Regions from separate parts of the Homo sapiens genome. Here region 1 is linked to region 2. A link is a loop called in an ENCODE intact Hi-C map of the cell type or tissue named here. Cell type or tissue: heart right ventricle. All regions are shown on one strand. Each heading gives the region's core, and the rest is flanking DNA. Links, peaks and the distances in the headings are about the cores only.

What was found. Peaks named below come from ENCODE experiments on the same cell type or tissue, not always from the same donor. Only the 100,000 strongest peaks of a DNase experiment are listed, where the experiment ranks them.
Region 1: it touches region 2 in a loop (1.9-fold over the local background); 3 of 110 quality-filtered maps call a loop at or near these places.

Annotation. Positions count from the first base shown.
Region 1 is chr12:77,902,866-77,908,259 of GRCh38, reverse strand. All of the region lies in intron 1 of NAV3 (neuron navigator 3), which reads right to left. Among named protein-coding and RNA genes, the nearest start is that of NAV3, 75 kb to the right of the region's middle. In heart right ventricle, for the core only: no CTCF peak of the experiment used is centred there; no DNase peak of the experiment used is centred there.
Region 2 is chr12:77,842,324-77,847,717 of GRCh38, reverse strand. All of the region lies in intron 1 of NAV3 (neuron navigator 3), which reads right to left. Among named protein-coding and RNA genes, the nearest start is that of NAV3, 14 kb to the right of the region's middle. In heart right ventricle, for the core only: no CTCF peak of the experiment used is centred there; no DNase peak of the experiment used is centred there; H3K27ac peaks cover 1,496 bases.

The sequences.
Region 1 (5,394 bases), core at 182-5,181, 61 kb before region 2:
TTTAATATTTATGTTTATTTTCCAATATGTAATTAGTAGTCTATGTGAAAATAAACAGTTTTGAATATAAGTTGTTTTGGAACATCATGCTGACAAATAAACGTATAATTTGTGATTGCTACTTACATACAACAGCTCATTATGTTTTAAAATAATAAAATATAGTAAATATGCTAAAAACCACTGTAAACCACAACTCTATAGTATCTACATGGGAGTGGTTTAGTTCCAGCTTTCAAAAATATTATGGAAGGAAATTCTGTGGCAATCACTTTGTGTTTAATATGCATGTCATCAATTTTATTCAGCCATTTACTCTGAGAAAGAAAAGTTGATAAACATCCACACATCCTTACAAGTATGTGATACACATGTAACGTTATGTAGACAAGAAATAGTGCAGTGAGTTAACATTTACTGAGCCTGTTCACCGGCTCAGTATCACATATGTGTGGAATATATTGACAAATTAGCTTGCTCTTAGGTGTTTAGTCTTAGAAAATGGTACTGGAGTCTTAGCTTTCTTAACTAAAAATCAGGTGTAATGATACCTCTTCTATAGGGTTGTTATGAGGACTCCTACATATAAAACAGATAAATACAATATTGAAGATTGTATAAAAGTCTTTTCTCCTTCCACAAACACATTGCTACTTAGTTATTCTAAAGTTAACGTTTGGTTGAAATGGCACATCACTGCCCTAAAAGTGTTCATGCATTTTTCCATTCATGTGATAGAGATAGCTAGTGATACCTGTTACTAATTATTACAAGGAAATAATCAGGAAGTCTGAAGTGGGTAAGTTTTATAAAAGAGATGAAATTGAGCTCGATCTTGAGACATGAGAAGGTTACCAAAAACTCTCACCTGGAGGCAACTAGAAACTACTTCAACCAAAGTTCAACCTGTAGAAAGACAAAAAGCAATGGCTTTCCACATAGATGAATAAAATTGGCAAAGACACAGACTTGGGAATACATACATGTTACCTGAATGAGCTATCATCTCTCCTGATGCTAGGCCCTTGTACACGCTCTTCCTTCACACATGGCTTTCGCCACCACCCTGGAACTCCATTATGTAAGAGACTTTGATTTACCTTTGTTTATTGAGTAGCTAGCATGAGCCTGTCACACAGGAAATTCAAGCTGGACAAAGGATGTCAGATTTGAAATCAGATTTTAGAGTTTTTGACGGATGAGTGACAATCAGCATAGCTTCTTAGAAAGTAGAGATAATGGAGTCTGGGAGGGCTGCTTGAAGGGCACTGAAGCCATATAGATAGACCAGGATGGTGGCAAATAAGTGAAAAACAAAAGATGTAACTATTAAGTAATGACAGAAGTTGGCAACTGTATTTCATATAGGTAAAATATTTATTTTCTTCAAAATTATATAGGGTTAGCAGTTTTACTCCTGGTCAATATAAATGTTAGTAGTTCAATATTTAACACTTATACAGATTTACTATGTGCCAGACATTCATCCAAACTCTTATATGAATTAAATCATTAAGTTATCACAACATCCCTGTAATGTGGATACTATTATTATTTCCATTTTACTAAGGAAGGGAGATCAAGAAACATGTCCAAATCACATAACTAGTGTCTGGTGCCACTGAGATTTGAACTCAGATTGTGTGGCTCAGTCGGAGTTTTAATAGTCTGCTAAAATACCTGGACATTATTTCCTAATCCCTCAACCTAGTCCATTGCCACCAATATTTTTTTTTCTTTACTGGCAGTATTAATGATTGTCTCAATATATCATTCAAATATAAAATGCAGTGTGTTTTTTATACTGATTGCAATAAACATAAACTCATGCAAAGAAAATTTAGGTGAAAATGGAATTTATTATAAAGATTCAGAGGTTCGTCTTTCCTAAGGGCGATCTGCTGGCTCTTTCCAATAAGCTGTTAATTGGAAATTAATTGGAAAGCATTGGGGAACAAAAGCTTGTTTGCTTTCTCTCATTTTTCTTTGTCTCTCTGTCTCTCTGCCTTTCTGTGTGTGGATGTGTGTCTGTCTGTCTGTGTTTATCTCTAATGTATTTCAACCCTGCTTTTCCCTGCTTTATTCTTCTCTCATTGTACAGAAATTGGTTTTCTTTGCAAGTTTGCGGCAAATTCAGCTCCTATATATCTGAGTTAATCAATCCAGTGCCTATAGCTCTCTACCTTTCCTGCATGCTCCACAATTTTCAGGGAGAAGAAATGGAATTGGTATAGCTTAGATCAGAAGTTCACCTTTTGTCTAATCAGAAGTGACCAGAGGGAGCAAGGTCTAGTGACAGTTAACTACCCAGTAGATCGTGGGAACGGTACTCACGAAAGTGATGGGAGTTGGCAGGCCATCATGTCATGTCCAGTAGTTAACAGCAATCTAAATGTTCTAGTTAGCTCAAAATGTTTCCACTGTACTCAATGTACAAAAGTAAATTATTGTAGTAATTTTTGTGCTCATATTGTTATGGGTCTGGTCAGCCATATTTAATACACGTTTTAGTAAACAATAAGATAATTACTATTACAAAAGCTAAACATACTATTCCTGGATTGTGGGTTGTATTGTCATTTACTCCAAAAACTTCCAAGAGTAAGAAATGCATTAAATTTAGACATAAAATACAGAAGATATAAATATGTAACTTAATATGTAGAAAGAAAACATAAACAGAATATATTTGAAAGTAAATGTGAAAAAGGAAAAAAATACAGTAAGTTATGGCACCAAAGATTCATACTCTTAGACAAATCACACTAAGTCTCTGGATTCTCAACAGTCCTATAAGTGAGGGTCACTGGACTCATGTATTTTGAAGATCCTCTCTATTTTTAAAATTTTATAGTAATTTTTTCCCTATAAAGAGAAGTTAAGGTAATGATCTAAAATCTAAAGAGAATTCCTTTCAAACAAAATGAATCACTGATGATATAAAGAATGCATAGGAAAGAAAAAGCATTTTTCCCACTTAAATACTGCTAGTAATAAATACAGAGGCAATATATTTTGTGTTTCCCCCAAAGCAATTCTATAAATTTTAATACATCTATTCATCTTGAATCTCAAAATCCAAGATTTTGGTATTAGAAAAGCCCCAGATCCCTGAAGACATTGTTACCATTTTTGTATGACAAAAGGTGAACTTTCAATGAAATAATTTGAGATGAATTCAAATGCATTTGGAGACCACGGGGAGAATATACTGACTTCTCTATCACAAAGCATTAAATATGAGAATAACTGATTTCTGCATTGAATACATACTCATTTCAAATCGCTTTCTTACTTTTTTTTTTTAAATAAGATACTTCCTCAAATTAAAGCAACCATATGGTACAACCAGCACTTCAGAAAGCAAACACCAACTCTGACACAGATAAAGTATAGAAGAAAAATTACAGTAGACATAAGTGTAATGAAAAAGTCATGAAAACAACTTTTGGTCTTAAGTCCAAAATAAGATAGGATAGAATTAAAGTGAATCTGGCAGTAGTTCTGAAGTAAATTTAATAAATACTGCTGTGTCCTTCTGTTCCCTGTTAGCTTGGTTTTCACGACCACCTACCTTTTGGAATAATCTTTACCACATTTTTCTTTTTTTTAAAAAATTATACTTTAAGTTTTAGGGTACATGTGCACAACGTGCAGGTTTGTTACATATGTATACATGTGCCATGTTGGTGTGCTGCACCCATTAACTCGTCATTTAGCATTAGGTATATCTCCTAATGTTATCTCTCCCCCTCCACCAACCCCATGACAGGCCCCAGTGTGTGATGTTCCCCTTCCTGTGTCCATGTGTTCTCATTGTTCAATTCCCAACTATGAGTGAGAACATGCGGTGTTTGGTTTTTTGTCCTTGCGATAGTTTGCTGAGAATGATGGTTTCCAGCTTCATCCATGTCCCTACAAAGGACATGAACTCATCATTTTTTATGGCTGCATAGTATTCCATGGTGTATATGTGCCACATTTTCTTAATCCAGTCTATCATTGTTGGACATTTGGCTTGGTTCCAAGTCTGTGCTATTGTGAATAGTGCCACAATAAACATATGTGTGCATGTGTCTTTATAGCAGCATGATTTATAATCTTTGGATATATACCCAGTAATGGGATGGCTGGGTCAAATGGTAATTCTAGTTCTAGATCCCTGAGGAATAGCCACACTGACTTCCACAATGGTTGAACTAGTTTACAGTCCCACCAACAGTGTAAAAGTGTTCCTATTTCTCCACATCCTCTCCAGCACCTGTTGTTTCCTGACTTTTTAATGATCGCCATTCTAGGTGGTGTGAGATGGTATCTCATTGTGGTTTTGATTTGCATTTCTCTGATGGCCAGTGATGATGAGCATTTTTTCATGTGTCTTTTGGCTGCATAAATGTCTTCTTTTGAGAAGTGCCTGTTCATATCCTTCACCCACTTTTTGATGGGGTTGTTTGTTTCTTTCTTGTAAATTTGTTTGAGTTTATTGTAGATTCTAGATATTAGCCCTTTGTCAGATGAGTAGGTTGCAAAAATTTTCTCCCATTCTGTAGGTTGCCTTTTCACTCTGATGGTAGTTTCTTTTGCTGTGCAGAAGCTCTTTAGTTTAATTAGGTCCCATTTGTCAATTTTGGCTTTTGTTGCCATTGCTTTTGGTGTTTTAGACATGAAGTCCTTGTCCATGCCTATGTCCTGAATGGTGTTGCCTAGGTTTTCTTCTAGAGTTTTTATGGTTTTAGGTCTAACATTTAAGTCTTTAATCCATCTTGAATTAATTTTTGTATAAGGTGTAAGGAAGGGATCCAGTTTCAGCTTTCTACATATGGCTAGCCAGTTTTCCCGGCACCATTTATCAAATAGGGAATCCTTTCCCCATTGCTTGTTTTTGACAGGTTTGTCAAAGATCAGATGGTTGTAGATATGCGGCATTATTTCTGAGGGCTCTGTTCTGTTCCATTGGTCTATATCTCTGTTTTTGTACTAGTACCATGCTGTTTTGGTTACTGTAGCCTTGTAATATAGTTTGTAGTCAGGTAGCGTGATGCCTCCAGCTTTGTTCTTTTGGCTTAGGATTGTCTTGGCGATGCGGGCTCTGTTTTGGTTCCATATGAACTTTAAAGTAGTTTTTTCCAATTCTGTGAAGAAAGTCATTGGTAGCTTGATGGGGATGGCATTGAATCTATAAATTACCTGGGGCAGTATGGCCATTTTCACGATATTGATTCTTCCTACCCATGAGCATGGAATGTGCTTCCATTTGTTTGTATCCTCTTTTATTTCATTGGGCAGTGGTTTATAGTTCTCCTTGAAGAGTTCCTTCACATCCCTTGAAAGTTGGATTCCTAGGTATTTTATTCTCTTTGAAGCAATTGTGAATGGGAGTTCACTCATGATTTG
Region 2 (5,394 bases), core at 327-5,326:
TAAAATTTAACTACCATTTGATCAAGGCTACAGAAGAGAAAGAAAAATAGTGGTGTTTGTAATACTTTGTGTAGCATCTTTGCTCATGCAGAATGAATGAGAAAATGTTATACAGAATTAATTGTAGATAAAGTCAGCACCTGGGGCACTCTCCATTTATTCTTCCTAGAAGGACTTCTTGCCTGTTGGATCCTCTGCCCTGTTGCTTTCAGTTGGATTTCATCTTCCCACCCTTTTCATTTTCTCAGCTTGATTCACATAGATCATACATAAGAGCTAAAGAAAATGTGTTTAGTGCCTGAGGGAATTCATTTTCTGCCTGGGATAACTAGACAAAATGTGATGCAATTCCTCCCCTGAATTTAAAATGTTTTGTTATCTTGAAGGCAATTTTCCTCATCCAATAAAAACAGAGAAGGAAAACGGGTGACCTTTAAAAACATATTTTTGAAATCGAAGATTCTCACACACAGAAATGCCTCTGATAATTTTGGGTGTAGACAGATGCTCTCTTCCTCTTTGTACTCCCCACACATTCTGTCAATGGCCTATTGTTAAAGTGTGGACTTTCTCCTAGACCACATCCTGTCTGTCTTACAGAGGAGAAGCATACTGTTGAAGTGAAAAGAAAGTCTTGATATCTGTGTGTAGTCTCTGAAGGTATAGAAAAAACAAATTCACTGCAGTACCTCAAGATATCATTATATTCAACTCAGGGCCCGTAAGATTTAGGTTGGAAATTTCCTGATGATGAACTCATGGAACTAAGACATGTTTGTTTTATTGACAAATCAAAGCTTTTTTCATAAAAGGAAAGTGTATTATTTTCATTGCCAACACTGGTTAAAAATGGTAGGAAAAAGGGATGAAGAGCAAATGTATATATTTGAACCTCATTGAAAAAAAATCATTCTCCTTTGAATAAAACCTCTGAAGAAGCTACTTCTAATTTGAAAAATTCCTGTTAAAGAAAGGACATTTCCCATTAAATCTGAAATAGATAATTGACAGCATCTAACAACGAATCCTTAATTTAACAAGGCAATAATATATTTAAAAATTGATAAATATGAGATCTCCAACTACTATAAAATTAGAACTAATAATTAGACTATTATAGAAAACTAGAATGAAATCAAGGAGAAAATCAAGGAAATTGGACTCATAACTCGAGTAACCAATCATCCCAGTTTGCCTGGGACTGAAGAATCTCCAAAACAAGACACTGCGCACTAAAATCAGCACAGTCTGAAGATAACCAGTACAGTTGGTCAGCCTATGTGATAACTCATTTATTCTTCCAACATTTTCGTATTTATCCTTCAAGAGATTTTTCTATTAGAATTATCTTCCTGCATATATTATCCTCACTATTTCTAAATACATTGCATTCATTCATTATGCAAACACAAAATGAATTAACTTTTAGAGAATAAACTCCTGACAGTGGATTCTCAGATAGTTCATACCTAAAGCAATAAACACAAAATCTGAATCTCTATTAATAGATTTTAATGGAGGAGGATCTGAAATTACAGACACTTTGTCATTTAGTATTGGATGTGTTTTTGGTTTTGGTGCTTATCAACTCTTGAGTGAATTCATTTCTCAGCTACATAAGCCTATCCCTTTCCTCTCCAATCTTCGTTCATCCGGAATTGGAGATATGACTCAGAGATCAGTAATCTTTATGTGCTTTTTGGAGTGCACTGCATTGTAAAGCTAGTATTTTGGTACACTTAATGTTTAAAGAATTAAACTAATCAGCCAGGCCCAGTGGCTCAAGCCTGTAATCCCAGCACTTTGGGAGGTTGAGGTGGGCAGATCACCTGATGTCAGGGGTTCGAGACCAGCCTGAGCAACATGGAGACACCCCGTCTCTACTAAAACTACAAAATTAGCTGGGCATGGTGGCATGTGCCTGTAATCCCCGCTACTTGGGAGGCTGAGGCAGGAGAATCACTTGAACCCAGGAGGCGGATGTTGCAGGGAGCCAAGATCGTGACATTGCACTCCAGTCTGGGCAACAAGAGTGAAACTCCATCTCAAAAAAAAAAAAAAAAAAAGTATTAGCCTAATCAAACTTAATGAAAATATGAAAAAATAGAAAACCTCTAAAAGATATCACTAATATCCAAAACTTCAATAGATGAGAAAATTTCTGTCTATTCCACATTGGTTTTTTAATTGACTTAAACATAGGAGGAAAAAACATTCAACAATGGTGAAGTAAAGCGTGATGATTTGTAGATATGCTTCTTTCTGCAATAAAATAAATAAAGTACTTGGGTTCTTTTAAGTGTTGTAGCAAAAATCTGAAATAAAGTCATTCAATATTAGGATGTTATAGGTTCTTAGTCAAAGTCCAAGAGCACATGGTCCTCTCTTCTAAAGGCAGTGCCAGACTGCACTGAGCCCCAATCTAAGCACAAACCCATCTGAGCTCTATCCCATAAATCACTACTAAGATTGTTTTTCTTCAAAACAAGACTGCCTGAATTTGGGAAGTGTATTTGTATTCCACAAGATTCCTTTTATTAAAATAGATGGATCCAGGAGCTATTGAATATCATATATATATATACACACATATACATATTTATACAAAACTGTGTGTAAATTTTTCTCGTTAGTTCTATGCTTATTGATATTCTAAAAAAAGAATAGCCTGTGCTAAAAATTGTGTGTTTGTAGGTCTCATTTGCTTCCAAAAATGATAGGTAATGTCTTAACGTTATTATGATGCTATAACAGTACGCTTTTATTTCTGGCTACAATTAAGTGAGGTTGCTATTCTTGTCCTAATCCCAAAGTCGAGAAAATTGAGTAAAAACATGCAAGATGACACAGTTGGAGTAAAGGACTCCAATTCAGGCCACCTGACTAGAAGTTTAGTGATTTCATATTAACTACTGCTGCTGTAATGCTGTATGCAACATATACTCTACATATTTAGACTACAGGATGAATAAGTATGCCCATGTATCATATGTAGGTATATGTATATGACTATATTCTTTCTGCCCAACGAAAAAATATTTAATAGAACCATTAAAATAAAAATTTAAAACAAGTCCATATAGAATGGAGGGATAAGGGGAGAAAATAATAATTAAAATCTGGAATAAAAATGTTAGTGAGAAATTTTTTATTTAAACTACATTGTATTATCCCTATAAACACAACTCAAAAAAATTTATTGCACACCTAGAAGCAAGTAAAGTTGTGACTCTCCTGACCAAATATTAGCTCATGCTTTGGGCATTGCTATGGTCTGAATGTGACCTTCAAATTCATATGTTGAAACTTAATCACCAATGTGATAGCTTTACAGGTTGGGCCTTTAAATGATGATTAAGTCATGAGGATGGAGCCCTCATAGATGGGAATAAGGCCCCTATAAAAGGGCTTGAAAGAGTGGGTTCATTCTCTTTTGGCCTTCTGCTGTGTGAAGACATGGCATCCCTCCCCTGTGGACGATGCAGAAACAATGTGCCATTTTGGAAGCAGAGTTAGCCCTTACCAGACACCAAACCTGCCGTCACCTCGATCTTAGACATCCCAGGCTCCAGAACTGTAAGAAATAAATTTCTGTTGTTCATAAATTACCCAGTCTGTAGTATTTTGTCATAGCAGCACAAATGCACTGATTAAAGCAACATTACTCACTTAATCTTAACAGCTCAACAGCTCAGATCCAAATGTGTGGACGACCCCTAGCCACTGTACAGAATTGCACAGCAAAAATTTTATGTATCGGCCTTTCCTCTAGCTTTATCCTTTTCTAGTGTTCTTTTCTTCATATAATCCCATTTTATTTGCATATGTTTTGAAATTTTATATATTTTGTATGTTTTTAATTCTACTAAATCTTTTTTTTTTTTAAACAAGACAGGGTCTAAATTGGTTGTAAACTGGGGCAATGCCCCCCGCCCTTTGTGAGATGTTTGGCATTGGCATTGTCTGGATATATTTTTGATCGTCACAATTAGAGACGGCAAACCTGTTCTAAATAAAACAATTACATCCAGACCTACAGTAAAAGCTATGATTGTTTAAAATCTGCATTATAATCATTTCTGTGGCTTCTAGGTAATATTGAATAGGAATTTAATATTGAAAAAATGAATATAGATTCCTAAAAAGAACCTAAAAAGACACCTAAAATGACTATAGATTCCTAAAAAAAAAAAATAGGAATTTAATATTCAAAGAACCCCAGGTTCTTTTTAGGAATCTATATTCAATCTGTTTTTCTAAGTATATTTTCTATAATGCCTATAAGATACACACACAAACACACACACACACACACACACAAATGATTAACAAAAACAAGGAAAGTTACCTGGGGTCCACAGTGCAGACCTGGAAGTGGTAACTGAAAGGGTTTACATTTACCGAAATAGTCTTTTTTTTTGTAATACAATAGGTCTAGCTGGAATCAGAAGACAATAGCTGAGAGAACATATTGTTGGAGATAATAGTAAACCTTGTATTCAATGGAGGAAGGCAACACACAAGTGTGGATATCAAAAAGCCAGCCAAAGGAAGGAAGAAATAGTATAAAAAGCAGGTGCTTTGAGGAGAAAAGAAATGTGAAACAGAATCCAAATAATATATGAGTCAAAATAATAACATAAAAAGTTCTGGCAAAAATATCACCCTGTAGAAATTCAATAAATTGTCCAAAAAAAAGGTACAGCAAGTTTATATGAAAGATGTGAGCATTCAGGGACAATAAAGAGAAATATATAATCTGTACATTTTTTAAGCCTAAAAAGTGAGCAATTTAACTTGATCCAAGCTGAAGCTAAACAATGAACACTGCTGAAGAGAAGGAGAAACCTGGATACAAATAGTCTTATACCACAACTAAATCTACAGACAAATTACCTTAGAAATTCACCTTGCATTTAAAAAGAGATTGTTCGGTGTAATATTCTTTATATGTGCTTATCATGGTCTGAAAGGATTGTAATATGAGCTTCTTCTTTTGATGCTGAGTTTTCCAGTGATCCATTCACACATTCCCACTCGGTGACCCTTGGAACCACTTTGCAATGAGCTGACAGAAGTTTCACAATACCTCCAAGCCAAGAGAGAGGACACCTCCTTACACAACAATGCAGTCACCTATTTGGCATCATCTAGTATCCCGCCAATGCCTCCTTCTTGCTGGATACTTGACTTCACCCGATTTGTTAAACTTCTCTTCTACAATTCAGATCGTACACAGTCTTGGCCTTTCTGGTTCCCAGCTCTGACAGAGAGTTTCCAGGTCCAGCAAGAAAATAATGCTAATAACAGGTATTGAAGCAAGTTGAAGCAAGGGTGCAGGACCAAGAGAGAGACCTGCTTTCAGGATGTGAGACTGGATGAGCAGGTTGGAAC